Linked DNA regions of Homo sapiens: region 1 is linked to region 2. A link is a loop called in an ENCODE intact Hi-C map of the cell type or tissue named here. Cell type or tissue: mammary epithelial cell. All regions are shown on one strand. Links, peaks and the distances in the headings refer to the core of each region. The heading gives the core; the rest is flanking DNA. Region 1 has its middle 170 kb from the start of ESRRB. Region 2 overlaps IFT43 (intraflagellar transport 43).

The links. Peaks named below come from ENCODE experiments on the same cell type or tissue, not always from the same donor. Only the 100,000 strongest peaks of a DNase experiment are listed, where the experiment ranks them.
Region 1: a loop joins it to region 2, with 15 times the contacts of the local background. A loop is called at or near these places in 3 of 110 quality-filtered maps.

The regions. Positions count from the first base shown.
Region 1 is chr14:76,542,054-76,550,533 of GRCh38, forward strand. No RefSeq gene overlaps it. Among named protein-coding and RNA genes, the nearest start is that of ESRRB, 170 kb to the left of the region's middle. RefSeq lists an enhancer at 3,941-4,440. In mammary epithelial cell, for the core only: a CTCF peak has its summit at 4,974 (motif pointing left); DNase peaks (open chromatin) are centred at 4,628 and 4,948; H3K27ac peaks cover 849 bases.
Region 2 is chr14:76,047,551-76,056,030 of GRCh38, forward strand. The region is part of intron 3 of IFT43 (intraflagellar transport 43); the gene reads left to right. Among named protein-coding and RNA genes, the nearest start is that of IFT43, 66 kb to the left of the region's middle. In mammary epithelial cell, for the core only: a CTCF peak has its summit at 3,437 (motif pointing right); no DNase peak of the experiment used is centred there.

The sequences.
Region 1 (8,480 bases), core at 427-8,426, 490 kb after region 2:
GGGATGATTTATGGGAGCGTGCAGACAGGGGCGGAATAATTTTTGGAGCAGAACGGGGAACTTACTGAACGCCTGAAACTCAGCTACTTATCCACTCGTTCTTGTGATGAATTAGCTCTTGTTTAAAGTAACCGCGGCTCCATTTTTCATACTGATTACTACACTTGATATCTTTCTCTCTGTTTCCCTCTGACCACTGCCCCCTTACCAGGTTCTGGGTGCAGAGGCACTGGGTTTGTAGAAATTCGTCACCCCTCCTCCTTACTTCCCCCTCTCCCCCACCCTGCCCCACCCCCGTAGCAGCATTAACTCTAAATAGCCAAGTCTAAAACCCAGCCACTTGAAATATTGCACAGATTAGGAATGTGCAGAATTATTGAAGACTTTAGATGCAACATGGCCTGCTTATGCATCCCAAATGATTACAATTCCTTTGCCGATCTGATGTGGGAAGTGTCTTTCCAGGGCTGTCTACCACTGTGAAGTAGAGAACACACACCCCTTCCTAGCTGGGTGCAGCATTCCTTCCAAAGGTGGAAAGACCTCTGAGGATGCTGGCAAGCCCCGATGAGAGGGAAATTCAAGGTAAACATGTTCTTTCTATACCATATAGCGCTCCTTACCAACATTTTTTAAATATTAGTTTTAAATTTATAATATAAATGGCCGGGCATGATGGCTAGCACTTTGAAAGGCCAAGGCAGGAAGAGCACGTGAAGCCAGGAGTTCAAGACCAGCCTGGGCAACATAGAGAAACCCCATATGTAGAGACCCCATCTCTATAAAAAATAAAAATAAATAAACAAATGTATAGGCCGGGTGCGGTGGCTCACACCTGTAATCCCAGCACTTTGGGAGGCCAAGGCTGGCAGATCACGAGGTCAGGAGATCGAGACCATCCTGGTTAACAGGGTGAAACCCCATCTCTACTAAAAAAATACAAAAAAATTAGCTGCTCGCAGTGGTAGGCGCCTGTAGTCCCAGCTACTTGGGAGGCTGAGGCAGGAGAATGGCGTGAACCCAGGACGCGGAGCTTGCAGTGAGCCACTATACTCCAGCCCAGCCGACAGAGCGAGACTCCATCTCAAAAAAAAAAATTTATAATGTGCAGAAAGGGAGCAATACTAGGCATAGGTGTAGGTATACAAATATTACATCCTTTTATTATTTCTACCTTTTATTATGTATTTTTGTTGTTTTGTTATTTACATTTTTGTTATTGTTATTTTGTTATTATGTATTTTATTAAAAATACAACCTCAAACATTCCAGCTCCCACGCGGGTCTCAACACAAATTTCCCTTAAGAAGAAGGCTGATGAAAAAGTGATTAAAACAGGCCGGGCACGGTGGTTTATGCCTATAATCCCAGCAGTCTGGAAGGCCGAGGCAAGTTTGAGACCAGCCTGACCAACATGACGAAACCCCGTCTCTACTAAAATGCAAAAATTAGGCAGGCATGGTGTCACATGCCTATAATCCCAGCTACTCGGAGGCTGAGACATGAGAGTCACTTGAACCCAGGAGGCAGAGGTTGCAGTGAGCCGAGATTATGCCACTGCACTCCAGCCTGGGCAACAGAGCAAGACTCCATCTCAAAAAAAAAAAAAAAAGTTATTAAAACAATTTAAATATTCACAGAAGTTACTTGTGACTATCACAAAGGAAAAATATTTATTAAATGCTTGGAAAAAACTTCTAAGATACTCTTGACCTCTGTTTCCTTCCCCCACCATCAACTCTGAACCAAGAAACCACCCCAGGGCAGGCCGCTGGCTCTCAGTCAGGTTGCTGCAGACACTCGGGCAGGTTGTGCAAGGCAGTGGCCCCAGGTCCTCATGTCTTGTTAGTGCCCCCGTCCCTCCAGCTTGGCTGCCTCTATTTTTTTCTGCTGTCGGTCATAAGGACACTCATCTCACCCCTGGGCCTCACGATGCCCCCTCGATTTCTGTTTGCTTGCTGCCAGCACCTGCCTAGGTCTCTTGCATTCCTTGGGTGGCTCTGTCTCAGGCCCTGGGGTCTTTCCTGCCTCCGCAGATGCCTGGTTCTTCAGCTTCTTTTCAAAGTTTTCTAAACACCAAGGCCCCCTAGTTGTGGTCTTCGTTGCTTTTCTGGATCCTGACCCACCATGACCCTCAGGAACCTGCATGTGCCCCATCTCCAGCTGCTCTGCTGGCTCCGGACCCCTGCTCCTATCTTTAAAACCAGCCCCCCTGAGCTCCCTGGGGCTCAAGCCTATGCCTATGTGTTTGGCATCGTTTCGCTCACATCCAGATCCCGGCTCTTCTGGCCCTGGGTTCCCTTTCTCCCTGCCTTTATGATCTCCCTCGGCCTTGGAGGGACAGGAGGGAGGAAAGGAGAGCTGTGTTTCTAGTTCACAGAGAAAAGCTTTAGATTTGGAATTAGGACACTTAGAACCCAGTTGCAGCTTTGCCACTGATTCTAGGTGACAGGTTTCCCTCTTTGGACCTCAGTTTCCTCCTACAGAAAATGAAGAGATAGAGTGGCTGGTCACTAAGATCCTTTCCAGTGGCCAGGTGTGGTGGTTCATGCCTGTAGTCCCAGCACTTTGGGAGGTGGAGACAGGCGGATCACTTGAGGTTAGGAGCTCAAGGCCAGCCTAGCCAACATGGTGAAACCCCCTCTCTACTAGAATCTCAAAAATCAGCCGGGTATGGTGGCAGGAGCCTGTAATCCCAGCTACTCGGGAGGCTGAGGCACGAGAATTTCTTGAACCCAGGAGGCGGAGGTTGCAGTGAACAGAGATGGCACCACTGCAGTCCAGCCAGGGCAACAGAGCGAGACTCCGTCTCAAAAACAACAACAACAGGCCAAGCGTGGTTGCTCACGCCTGTAATCCTAGCACTTTGGGAGGCCGAGATGGGTGGATTGCCTGAGCTCAAGAATTCAAAATCAGTCTGGGCAACACGGTGAAACCCCACCTCTACTAAAATACAAAAAATTAGCCAGGCGTGGCGGCGTGCACCTGTAGCCCCAGCTACTCAGGAGGCTGAGACAGGAGAATCGCTTGAACCTGGGAGGCAGAGGTTGCAGTGAGCCAAGATCGCACCACTGCACTCCAGCCTGGGTGACATCTCAAAAACAGCAACAACAACAATAACAACAAATATCCTTTCCAGTGAATAGTTAAGAGCATTTGGTGTAGAGTTAGACCCAGGGTCAAATCCCATCTCTACCCTCACTGCGGATCTCTCTGAGCCTCTGTAATACCAACTTCCTGGGTTTTTATGAGGATTAAATGCAAGACTGAATACAAATTGCTTATTATAGTACCTGGCACATGGCGAACACTCAGTAGGTGTTAGCTGCTATCGTCATCATCATCATCGTCATCATTATTGTGTACCACTCTGTCATTGAGCTAATCCTAGAAGGTCTTTCCCGGTTGGCCTTTCATTTTGTTTTATATATTAAACTTTTTTTAAAAATGTATGTATGTACGTATGTATTTATTTATTGAGATGGAGTCTTGCTCTGTTGCCCAGGCAGGGGTGCAATGGTGCGATCTCGGCTCACTGCAACTTCTGCTTCCTGGGTATATATTGAACTTTTTAAAGTAGGGTCTTGGTCTTTAATCTGCCTCATCACACTTGCTGAACAAGGCCCACTCTCAGCAGTGGACAGCGATGGCTGGAGAAGGGAACAGCCCACACAGAGTCTGGGAATTACTGTTTTAGACTCATGCTTCTTTTAACAAGAAAACACTCCATCAAGAAGGAGCTGAGTCAGCCCGACAGCTGAATCCACAACATAGCCAATCAGGGGCCGGCACTCTCAGAGATGCCCAAGTCCCATGCCCATCATCAAGGTCCAGACGTCCTTGCTGGGCGTTGGGAAGCAGGGTTGGGGACAGGGTGGGGCAGGGCTGGTCCTGGTTGGCAGAGATGCAGTCGGGAGACTAGAAAGACAGCAGCCAAGGCTGAAGCCAGAATTGAGAGGCAGTAGGCCCCACCCAAGTTCGGGAGGGCCCCTAGAGGGGTGCAGACTAGAGACATGGCCAGCCAGATTTATGTAGCATGACTGCATGACACCTGAGCCCAACCCTTCCCAGGATTCCTCCAGCACCTGCCTGCCCTCCACTCTGGGCCACCTCCCACATAGAGTAGGAAGCTGGGTCCGGGGTTGGGGTATGCTCTGGGGTGACCTTCCCCTCCACCTCCTGCTGGTTGGCAGGTTCTGCAGATGTCTGGTCATTAAGCAAAAATGCCAGAAAAGAGAACAGTCACTCTGGCTCTGCCAGCAACAATGGGGAACTTCATTGCCTAGCTTACATCCAGTGACAATGGACACTTCTTTCCTTTTTGCTGGGTTGTCTCTTTACCTGGCTGGAGCTTGGAGATGGACAGTTCCCCCAAGCTAAGCCAACAGCCTTTCTTTCCTAGAAAGAAGGCCCTAATCATACCTCCAGCCTCCGTGAGGCTCAGCAAGCATACACCTGTCCACCTGCGGCTCAACACTGCCTAATTCCAACATCCATCCATTCATTCCAAAAATATTAGTTGACACCCACTATGTGCCAAATACTCCATGGGAGTGGGAGATGACTCAGATCCGGGGCTGGACCTACCATGAGTGAACCTACCCCCGGGGACAAAAATCATACAGAGCACTTGATTCTCTTTTGGGGACAGGAGGCCCATTCCATTAGACTGTGCCCAGGTGGGGAACAGGAACCAGATCTGTTACGTTCATTATTCTCTACTCAGCCCTTAGCACCATGCCTAGAAGATAGAAGGCAGTCTGTAATATTTCTGGAAGGAATGCTTCTTCCAAAAGGGATTGTGGATGGATGACCCCTGAGTAGCCCACGCCAAGCAGCCAATCCTGACAGCTGCTACTACTCCATGGCATTCCATCTGTGCACACGTGTCAATCCAGTCTCCCACTCCACCCAGGAGCCTCCACAGGGATGCCCAGCCAATCCTGAGGAAACACTTTATAACAGCGACCCCTAGAGGCTGACATTATCATCACACCCCATCACATGAAGAGGAAATGGAGACAGTTTCAGCGAGTAGCCAATGAGCACACCCAGGTTCCAAAGGCTGCCTCTTTCCCTTACACCATCAGTACAGAGGACACTGTCACGGAGTTTGGGGTGATTGTGTGCAGGCTGGAGAAGGAGAAGGAAGGGCAGAAGGAGCAGACATTACCAGTGTTGGGCTCTGCAGCAGGAGGCCGTGCTTCTAGTGCAGACTAAGGATCTGGATGCACCTTTGCTGGGTGTGTTGCTGGTATGCGCGGTTAAGCCCTCCAAGCCCCCTAACCCCTACCCTTTTATGGAACAAATATTCAGCAATTCTTTTTTTATCAACTCGAATGACATTTTTTATAAATAATTTTTTTTTTTTTTTTTTTTTTTTTTTTTTTTTTTTAGAGATGGAGTCTCACTATGTTGCCCCAACTGGTCTCAAACTCCTGGGTTCAAGCGACCCTCTTACCTCAGCCTCCTGAGTACCTGGGATTACAGAATTACAGGCACACACCACGGAGTGGGGCCTGGCTGCCTGGCTTTCAGCAATTCTGATTGGCTGGACTCAGGGTTACCAAGTGGGACCAGGCCCAGGCCTGGAACTAAGGCTTCTGCACAACAGGCCTGGAAGGGATCTGACTGTTCAATAACCGAACTTCTCTCTTCCCCAGGTGCCCGACCCTTTTACGGTGATCTGCGTATCTTTAGCTAATAATTAACTTGTCACAAACCCCATCAATACCCCATCAAGGGAGTGATAGAGGGAGAGGGAGGGGATGGGGGAAAACGGTCCCAGCCCAGCACCCCAGCCGGCCACAGCCCCACGCTCATCTGGCCCATAATAAATAGGATGAAAGGCACTCCTGATAAATGCCCGTGTCAGGGAGAGATTTTAGCTTCACTCAGAAACAATGTAATATCTCGGCTATTACCCAAAATAATTTATCAATGTGTAATAGCTTTGTGCAGGCCTCAGATAGGAGGGGAGCTGAGCTATCAGAGATGGATGTAGCCTACCTTCGGCTTTTAATTTTTAATGTTCGCAGCCAGCTTTGCATCAAAGGCCAGGTGTCATATAAAGACTTAATGTAAGAAGGGAGTTCATGAATTCTAATCAAGGGACGAGTGCTCCCTGGCTGGCTGCTGTCACCTCCTGGCTGGTCTTATTGATCTTTTGTTTTCTCCCCTTCTGGTTCTTCTTGCTCTTCCTTCTCCTCTCTACGTCCTCCACCTCACCCCTCCCCTCCCTGCCCAACCCTTCCTGCCCCATCCCACCCTGGGTTTTCCTCTTCCCAAGATGCATTTGTTTTTTCCCACTGTAAAAGGGAGGGTCTCTGGCTGGGCCAGGGCAGCGAATGCAAAGATTCTGGAACAGCGGGATGAGACACCCAATTTCAAGATGGCAAGACTTTTTTTTTCTTCATTCATTCCATTTTTATTTATTCATTCATTTCTTTTTCATTCATTCATCCAGAAAATGTTTTTAAATATTCACGAGGAGCCCAACTCTGCTACACAATGGAAGAGGCAGGCAAGATGGTTTCTGCCTCTAGAGGAGTTTCTAATCTTGCTGAGAAAATACTCTTTCAGGCCAGGCATGGTGACTCACACCTGTAATCCCAGCACTTTGGGAGGCCGAGGCGGATGGATCACCTGAGGTCAGGAGTTTGAAACCAGCCTGGTCAACGTGGTGAAACCCCGTCTCTACTAAAAATACAAAAATTAGCCGGGCATTCTGGCACATGCCTATAGTGCCAGCTGCTTGGGAGGCCTCGGCAGGAGAATCGCTTGAACCCAGGAGGCAGAGGTTGTAGTAAGCTGAGATCGTGCCACTGCACTCCACCTGGGGTGACAAAGTGAGACTCTGTCTCAAAAACAAAAACAAAAACAAAAAAACTCTTCATGCAAACATACACGTGTAAATATGACTGGAGACAGTTGCATGAGATTTAAAGAAATCCTCAAGTGTCATCTTCTGAGTGAGGCTTTCCCTAATTTGTGCAGCTAAGTATATACACACACACACACACACACACACACACACACACACACACACCCCAGCCAGCATCCCCTGTCCCACCTGGGCTTTCTTTTTCTCCTTCTACTACACTGTAGAAACTGCCTGTACTAAAAGACAAACAGGCACATTACAATTTTAAAGAGTTTATTGAAGCAAACAGCGATTCATGAGTCAGTCTGCGTTAGACCCCAAGTGGTTCAGGGCTCCACTGAGGGGGTGCAAGGTGAAAACTTTTGTGTTTTTTTTTTTTTTTTTTTTTTTTGAGACAGAGACTCACTCTGTTACCCAGGCTGGAGTACAGTGGCGTGATCTCGGCTCACTGCACCCTCTGCCTCCCAGGTTCAAGCAATTCTCCTGTCTCAGCCTCCTGAGTAGCTGGGATTACAGGTGCCCGCCATCACACCCAGCTAATTTTGTATTTTTAGTAGAGAAGGGGTTTCACCTTGTTGGTCAGGCTGGTGTTGAACTCCTGACCTCATAATCTGCCCGCCTCAGCCTCCCAAAGTGCTGGGATTACAGGCGTGAGCCATCGCGCCCAGCCAGGTGAAAACTTTTATAAAGTATTTGCAGAAGCAGGACAGAAAAGATTTGAATGACTAAAGTGGAAAATCTCAGAGATTAGTTGGTTTCTGATTGTGAAACTCTCTAGTTAGAGGTTTGTTGGCAGTTTCTGATTGGTTAAGCTTGTGTTTTCTTTTTATTAATGTTTAAATTTTTTATTTTTATTTTTTTGTAGAGACTGGGTCTCACTATGTTGTCCAGGCTGGTCCTGAACTGGCCTCAGAAGATCCTCCTGCCTCAGCCTCCCAGAGTGCTAGGATTACTGGCATGAGCCACTGTACCTAGTCTATTCACTTGTGTTTTCTTGGGCTATGGCCCTTTGAGTTGGGTTTCAGTTGTTTACTTAGGAACCCAAGGCACTTTGGAGCTATCTCAGCCTAATGGCCTCCCAATTGATTCTTTTTTTCCTTTTTTCTTTTTTTTTTTTTTTTGAGATGGAGTCTTGCTCTGTCAACCAGGCTGGAGTGCAGTGGTGTGATCTTGGCTCACTGCAACCTCCGCCTCCTGGGTTCAAGCGATTCTCCTGCCTAAGCCTCCCAAGTAGCTGGGATTACAGGCGCCCACCACCACACGCAGCTAATTGTTGTATTTTTAGTAGAGATGGAGTTTTATCATGTTGGCCAGGCTGGTCTCAAACTCCTGACCTCAGGTGATCCGCCCACCTCAGCCTCCCAAAGTGCTGGGATTACAGACATGAGTCACCACGCCTGGCCCAATTAATTCTTTTATACCTATTTATTTTCTTTATGGTCTAACTCCTCCTACACAAATATAAGTTCTTGAGGGCAGGGATTTGGACCTCTTTTGTTCACTGATATGGCCCTTGTGCATAGAACAGGGCTCTGTGTAGTAGCTGCTCAAAAAGTTATCTACTGACTGAATTAAGCAACAAAAAGGTGGTGCTCAG
Region 2 (8,480 bases), core at 297-8,296:
GACAACAGCTAAGAAAAAGAGAAACAGAACAAGGAGGAAAATGCCTTAAATTCTTAAGTAGGAAGAGAGTTTGGGTCAACTTTGTTTTGCCTAAAAGTAATTGAAAAAGGGAAGAGGCAGGACTGCCCGCCCGCCTGCCTGCCTGCCCGCCTGCCTTCCTCCCTCTGTTCCTTCCCTCCCTCCTTTTTTTTTTTTTTTGTCATTGCAGTTTCCAAACCTGCACACTACACTGTCTTGATTGAGATTTTTAGGGCTGGATAAACCAGTTGCAAGGAAGGGACTGCGTGGGGGTTGTCAGAATGGAGAGCAGTATTAATGGGGAACAGATGTGGGTGGGGGCCAGAATCAAGGGGAGGCAGGGTTGGTGATCATTCACAGAGCTGGGGAGAGACCTGAGGAGCTATGGAGTCTGGCCCCTTCCGTTTGGAGATGGAGAAAATGAGAACTAGGGAGGTTAAGTGACACTGAGTTATAGAATCTTAGAGTTAGAAAGGCCCTTAAATGTCACCTTGCCCCACTGCCCAAGGTCGTACAGCTAATTAGTATAATAGAATGTGCCTCTCGTTCTGCAGCCGTGCCCATTCTCAAACCTTGAGCGCTGCACGCATTTATCTCAAGTTCACAAAAAGGCCATGCACTATACTATTTGTGCAAGAGTGAGTCTGTTAGAATAAAATTGTCTTTACTGCTACCCTCTGGGACCCTCACAGAATTGAGATGTTGATCGTATGAAGCAATCTTATTGAACAAAAAAACTTCCAAGGAAAAAAGTTGTGTCCCCTGAGCCAGCCAGTCTCTGCTAAGGGGGACCTGCTGCTTTGCAGAGTGAGCAGCTGAAAGCCAGGAGGGAATGATTAGAGAGGCCAACCATTGGTTAAAATTCTCCGAACATAAATGATCTCCTTGTTCTCCCTTTGATGGATTCGGTCTCTCAAAAATAAAATGCATCTGTGAACATCACACCTACTTCTTTCCTTTTCTTTTGAGTCCTGTATGGAGAAGTACCCAACAGCAATTTTAATATAGATGAAACAGGTTGGGCACACATAGGTATAAATATGCATAGGAAATGGAGGCCCCTCACATCATCCGAGTTTTTTCTGGTCTAGTGGGTCGGTCAGTGATTTTACCTTTTGACCCATGCTGCCCCCACCAGAGCTGAATACTGATGGCTACACCAGTTTCTCCAGGTTTCACAGCACCCATTGTAAAAGAGCCCACGTGTTGAAGTGGCAGGGTGCCCTTGGTTCTTATTTACCAGGGATTCACCAGGGTGGGCCCTGAGCCTCCCAGGAGGCTGCCACACATGGTCCTGTGCTCCCCCAGTGGCTCGCATGCCAGCAACCAGAACTGAGGCACCTTCTCTTCATGTACCTCATGACTTGGGTGAGTCTCAGTGTATTTATGGGGTTTCGGGGAAATCACAGAATGTAAAAGAACAGAAGCAGAGAAGATGGTGGGTTAGTTACTAGAAGGAAATCTTTACAGGTTTCCCCATTATAGAGCAGAAACTTCTGTACAGGAAAAGTAAAAGACCCACTCCAGCAATTAAACATGAATTGAAATAAAGGTTTCCAGAAGCACTGAGAAGTTTGTCCCTTGACTTGTGGCACATGGTTTCTACTAGTCTCAGTCACCACATCCAGTCTCGTTTATCTCCATCTTCCATCCTTGTAGCTCGATTTTCCCAAGATTCGTGTCTAGTCCCAAAGTTATTCTTTTCCACTAGCTTTCACATCCTCTGATCATGCCAATGGAAAAGTCTCCATTTACAGCCAGTGTTTCTTTAACACTTCTCTAACCCTACTAATCTCCCCTTTTAATACAAAATAGGCCGTACGCTCTTGGATTTTTGACAAACAGCAATGTCTAGCTAATAAAGTTTGTAGTTTTTAAAAAGCTGTGTGTTTTTTTTTTTTTTACAATTATTTCCCTATGGCTGGTGATGATAGCTTTCCATGAAGATGTAGAGTTTTCTTTTAAAAAAAATGTATTAAAACCAAGGAATCAATTTAAAGAAAATGCTAAGTGGTTGCAGAAAGTACATAGCTATAGCAAAATTGGTGAAGGTGGCACTTGGAAATGGCAGACATTTGGGGAACACTCATACAGCGGTTCTTCTTAGCTGCTTCTCCCCACCCCCAACCCCCTTCTTTCTCCCAGTGGGAAGAATAAGAACTTCCATTTAACTGCTCTGTGCTGCTTTTGTACTGCAGGATACAAGGTAAGTTGCAAAATATTAGATCATTGAGGTCTCTATATGTGGGCATAAGTAACTTGAAGGGGGAAAGCAAAGAACCCATGGTTAATTTCAAGCCCCCAAATCCCTCCTGATCCCTGATCAATGTCAGTGTATGTATTTATAGAGTTGACACCAGTAATACCAACTTATTTGGTCTTATTGCTTACCCACTCAGCCCTGACGCCATTCTCATCTCCAGCCACCACCTTTTCCTTATTTCAGCCACACCATGTCCCCTTCTGTTTTCCGAACACCTCAGCCCCTGCATGCCTCTGACCTCTGTTCGAGTGGTTTCCCTCCTGCAGCTTTTCTGCCCATTGCAAGCCTCCTCATCTCTCCATTGGCAAGGCTTCCATGAAGCCTCCCCAGATCCCCAGCTAGAATGGCTGGTTCCCTCTTTAGTGCTCCTGTGACAGTTTGCTTACACCTTCCTCACTTGTCCTGTCAAATCTGGGGCTCAGTAGAATGAGGGATTGTGAACCTCAGTTTCCAGGTCCAGCACTGCGTCCACTGGCTTTGGAGCCTTCATTAGATCTCTTTGAGGACTCCTGGTCTCCACTTCTTCATCTAGCAGCTGACAGTTTGGATGTGGTGGGAGTATTTGGATGTGGTGGGAGGGTTTGGATGTGGTGGGAGTGTTTGGATGTGGTGGGAGTGTTTGGATGTGGTGGGAGTCTTTTGTTTGTTTTCTTGGGTTTTGTTTGTTTGTTTTTGAGATGAGGTCTCGCTGTGTTGCTTAGGCTGGTCTTAAACTCGTGGGCTGAAGTGATTCTCCCACCTTAGTCTCTTGAGTATCTGGGATTACAGGTGCACACCGCTGTACCCATCTGGTGGTGAGAGTCTTTTTGGCCTTACAGTATGTAAGTTTATGGAGGTGTTAGTGTTATTTCTGTAATGTTCTTTTCTCCTACCAGATTGTAAAATCTTGAGCAAAAGATCCCCAATTCCCAACACCTCTCACTCCTGCCTAGTAGATGATTAGTGATCCAGTAATGGTTTCCTGAATAAAAAAATGTTCATTTGAGAGGGCTAAAACCTCTAGAGTTCTAAACTCTGCTGCCTTTTCTTGATAGCAGGCATATTACATTTTATATGTTCCCATAACTGTAGCTACTCAAAGCGTTTCTGTGTATTTCAACCTTTTTTCACACATTTAGTTTGAAGCAAAACAAAGCTGTCATTTTTAATGTGAGCAGCAGGGGGCAACATTCTCCCAGGAATTGCCTTGTGATTCACTAGGCCTTGGCAGTGTAAAGAGAGGACATGGGCATGAGTTTTTTATCAGTCTACCAGACATCTTACTGATGAACTGTGCTGGCAGGAGCTAAATATGATCTAGCGTGACCTAAAACCCCAGAGTGCCAAAATTTGGGTGTTAGGGAATACCTGCCTGTTTTAAAAGAAGGAAGAAAATATGGTACCTAGCGGCATATACTAGATGCTAAACACATGAGTGGCAAGAACTAGGAACTGAGGGGAAAGAGGGTGGTGACTGCAGCTTTCAGGGGAGATTTAAATGAGGAGAAATCTGTTGGACAAGGAAAACTTCAGTTCATGAGAAATATCTAGCTTTTAATGAGTATTGCAGGTGTGGGGGCAGCTTAGAGCAGAGGGACCCCAATTATCCAGTGTACCGCCTGGGATTGAATGAGCAGTGTGGCCAAGATGACAATGGCAGATTTCTCCTTTCCTCACATTTGGGTTTTCACTGCAAAGGCTCATTTGGCGCTTCACACATTTATAAAGTAGAGCCTTGGTTCTGGATTTGCTGGTGGCATTAGATGATCCGGGAATATTGCCTTCTCTCTCTCATGCCTTGGTAAAATTTACCTCAATGAGGTTTGGAGGCAACTGTGAGATTTTTCTTGGACATTTAAAAATTATGAGGGTAGAAAACCTTGCAAGAAAATGGCATTTTGATTTTTTTTCCTCCAGAGGAAGAAATTTTTACTTGACATTTTAAAAATGTAAAGTAGCTTTGGCATCAACGTAGTTGGTATCTCTTTCCTGCTCTTCCCCTGGCCAGTTTTTCTTCATGCCTTTGGCCCCTGGCTGCAGTTTTGTCTCTTTTGTAATGGGAATCATGCAGGTGCCTTCCTATGGCTTTGGCGTTTCTTTCACCTGCAACAAGTTATAGTCAGAACCATTCATCCAAACCCTTCACATTCCTCCCCAGGTCGGAGTGATCCCTGAGGGATGGACTCGCATAGGGCCTTCCACGGGCACAGGCAAGGCTCCAGGTGCTTGGCACTTTCGTCTATTTTAAGCCTGTTCTGCCTTGCAGCAGGGAGGTGGGTCTAGGGTCCAGTATGTGCTGTGGATATTAAGAGACTTCAAGGACGCTTCCCCCCATTTATCTCGGTTATGTCCCCTGCTAAAATAGGTTAACGGTGTCTAATTAACCACTGAACATTGTCATGCTGCATAAAGATAGCATCCTGGCTGTTCTCTGAGCCGTGGTACTTTATCTCCATTTAGATCTCTGCAGTATTCCATTAAACTCGAGAGAAACATTTTAACTGAGGTGATGTCTACATTAGGGCTGCCTTTTACCCTTCAGCACATAACCCATGTAGCAGCAGTTAAGGCCTCTTCTGTCTGGTGAAGGGAATCCAGGTTGTTTTGCGGCCTCTTCCCCAGAAGTTCATGGGGTCCCTGCAGTTGGGGGTCATAACTACCTGCTAGTCCCACTCGATCATGATGGCCAGATCAGGCCCCCTGATGCAGCAGGGAGGAGACAGACCCTGCAGGCAGGAATAAAACTATGAGGATCCAAGATTCTGCCATGGTCCCATGTGGCTGAAGTCACAGATGTGCCACTGGGATCCAGCTTGTGCTCAGCTGCCCAAATCACACCGTCAAATGTCAGTGTGGGCTCCAAATGCCAAAGAAAGGGATTACATTTGAGCAAAAGAATTTCAAAAAGGGAGGAATATGGAGAGAAAGGTGACTTAGCTAGATGGGTCTCTTTTTTGCCATGATGCACACTGTTGCGTTGTAAATAAAACATATAATAAATCACAGAACAATTAAGCCAACATTAACTACCAGATCATCAGGACTGACAAAGCTACAGCCCTACTATAAGTTGAAAAGTTGTCCCCGTCCTGAAAATATTAGTTGGATTTGAAGCAGAGGAGCATTTCCCATGCTGTTGAAATGCCCGCATGTCTCCATGGTGTAAGGGTTGGGAACTGAGCTTTGGAGTCAGACACCCTGCTTGCATTCTGGCCCTACCACTTTCTAGGTAGGTAACCTTAGGCAGGTTACTTACCTCTCTTGAGCTCCTCCTCTGTGAAACAAAGAGAATAAAATAAGGTACTATAATACTGAAATAAGATAATGTATACTGTATAGGACATATGTGATTATATAATTGTATAATAGTATTATAAATACTATAATGACAGTGGCTGGTGCCTAACAAACTCAGTAAATGTTGACTGTTGTCATCAGTCGTCATCCTTCTTAGGGCAGGTTTGTGGGGGAAGGGACAGCACAAAGGAAGGGTGGGCTGAGACCTGGGACTGGGCTTTCTTTCCCCTGAGAGTTGAGAGTGGGTGCGCTGAGCCAGGCAGGAGAGGCTAAGCGTAGGTCAGAGAGAAGCTGGGATGAAGACCAGGACGGGACTGGGTGAGTGTGGAGCTGAGGTACTGGGCTTTAAATGCAAGTCACGACAGCAAGACAACCGCCTTCACCTTCACATCGTCTACCTGAGAAGCCAAGCTTCTGAGTCCTTGGCAGCTTCGTGGCTGAGCATTGTAGGCAATTTGGAAAGGGCCATCAGCCCGCCGTGATGTGGGGAGGGGAAGCCAGTCTTTGCTCCCTCACCCTGCTCCACGAGGCGGAGGTGAGAGAGAACGTTTACTGTCACTGTCCCAGGTTAAAACTTCATTCTGCAAAATGGCCAAAGCAATCAGTGAGTGATGGAGTAGCTCTTAAAAAGAAACCTGGCATTTAATTAACTTTTCAAAGTGCTGATTCAGCAACCTCTGTGTTTTACATTTTGAATATTGAACGAGCATCTCTAATCGGATCTGGATTGCTCTGGGCCTGGTGTGGTGGAGAACACCTGCTTAGTTTTCATGAACACCACGTACTTGGGCGTGAATTTCAGGATCACTCAGGAACAGAGACTTCACCTAGTGGACCATTCAGGCCCCTTGCTATTTCTTCCTCCTCTCATCCTTTAGGTCAAGTCCATGTTCATTAATGCTTCCGTTAGAAGAAAGTCGGCAACTCAGGAGGAGAAGGCAAATAAGTTTCAGTTTTGCTGCTTAGCAACTGGAGTATTCAGCTGAATGTCTCAAGGCTTAGGGCAGGGAGTCTTGTCTACGTGACTAGGTCCCATTTCTGGAAGTTACTACCTCAGGGAGATTAGGAGTAAGCCCAGCCCATGTACATTGAAAAAGCTTCCGGGAATGAGTCTGGTGCACCACTGTTGAAGAATGACTAATTTAAAAGATTCTCTCCAGCTTCCAATTTGCTGTCTATACCATATCGTGCCTTCCATAAGGAGAGGAAGTCAAGAAGGGACCGTCTACACAGTAAATCCAAGCAGATGTCTGGGTGCCTTAGGGATATTAGATAATCAACTGGTATCTTCCTTTGAAAAGGCTTGAGGCAAAGTGTTTGGAATCTAGGGTGAAAGTTGGGAGACATGGATTCTAGTTTCAGCCTCATCACTAACTAGCTCTGTGATTTGGGTGAAGCCCACAGCTGCAGTGCCCAGCGTCCCTCTCTGTGTATAAAATTGTGCTGCTGAAACCTGCTTTTCCTCTTCTCCAGAACTCAGCCGAGGTAGTGTTTGTAGATGTGAATATCTTTGAAGAGTATTGAAAAGTGCTCTGTGTGAGGTGATCTCGCTGGAATTATGATTTGCCAGGTTCCCCAAACTTCTAATAGCCACTTTTGGGGAAAAAGGCACAGGGGCCCTGAGTACAGAAATAAACCGGCAGCCCAAGGCTATACTGATCTCAGCTCTGCAGACAGCCTGTCAGAGGGCTGGGCCCAGGTCACACAAGCCTCATCGACAGCCTCAGTTTCCTCAGAAGTTGGGAATGAAGTGTCTCTGAAGAGGTGCTCCAGGACCCATAATTCTTTACCTCAACCTCTGTCCTCACACAGTCTGGGAGGCAGAACTTCCATATCAGATTCTTCTCTAATTCCCTACCCTGTGGACTGTGGTAGACTACTGTGTTTTAGGTTCTTGTTTGTTTGCTTGCTTGTTTGTTTTTAACCTGTCACCAGTAGTTTAAAAATACAGTCAGGGCTGAGCACAGTGGCCCATGCCTGAATCCCAGTGCTTTGGGAGGCAAAAGCAGGAGAATTGCTTGAGGTCAGGAGTTTAAGAACAGCCTGGACAATACAGTGAGACCCTGTTTCTACGAAAAATAGAAAAAAATTAGCCAGGCACGGTGGCACGCACTTGTAGTCCCAGCTACTCAGGAGGCTGAGGTGGGAGGATAACATGAACTCAGGAGTTTGAGGCTGCAGTGAACCATGATCTCAACACTGCACTCCACTCTGGGCCACAGAGTGAGACCCTGTCTCTAAAAAAAAAAAAAGTAAATTAATAAAAAATAAAAATATACTTCATGACTGGGTATGTGTATATATAAAACAGGAAACAAAACATTTACATAATACCTATTCTTACTATTTTCAGCACATGGTGTTTTCTGTGCTATTAAAAAAGAAAGATGAAAGAAAAATTTTAAAAGGAAAGGAAAGCTGGTGGTGCGCCACTAAATTGGTTTCATGGCTCACTCGTGGGTCATGACCTGAAGTTTAAAAAACATCGTGCTAGATTCTGTGTCTTTTGCTGGGCTCCTTGTCACTGCACTAGCCTGAGGTGCCTTTGAGGACCAGGCAGATAAAGTAAATCTGTGAAATGGGGTTTTATTTCAGAATGGTACCTTCAATCATATTCTTGAGATACATACACAAATTATTTGCATGTTCGCATTTCTATAAAGAAATATACTCTGCCAGTTTTCCTAAAACACGCTCCCCACTTTGTCTTTTTGCCTCCTCATATTTGATAGCTGCAAGACATACTTTGCCAGCCTCCTCACTCCTATTGGAAAACCAGCAGTGCAGATCATGTAATTCAGGACTAGTTCTGGACCCCCAGTGTTTGGGAGCAATGCGGGGTCGGGGGAGCTCAGGTTCATCCACTGCACGTCCAGTATTGCCAGGCTAAAAAGTTAAACTAAAAAGTTAAGAGTCCAGAAAT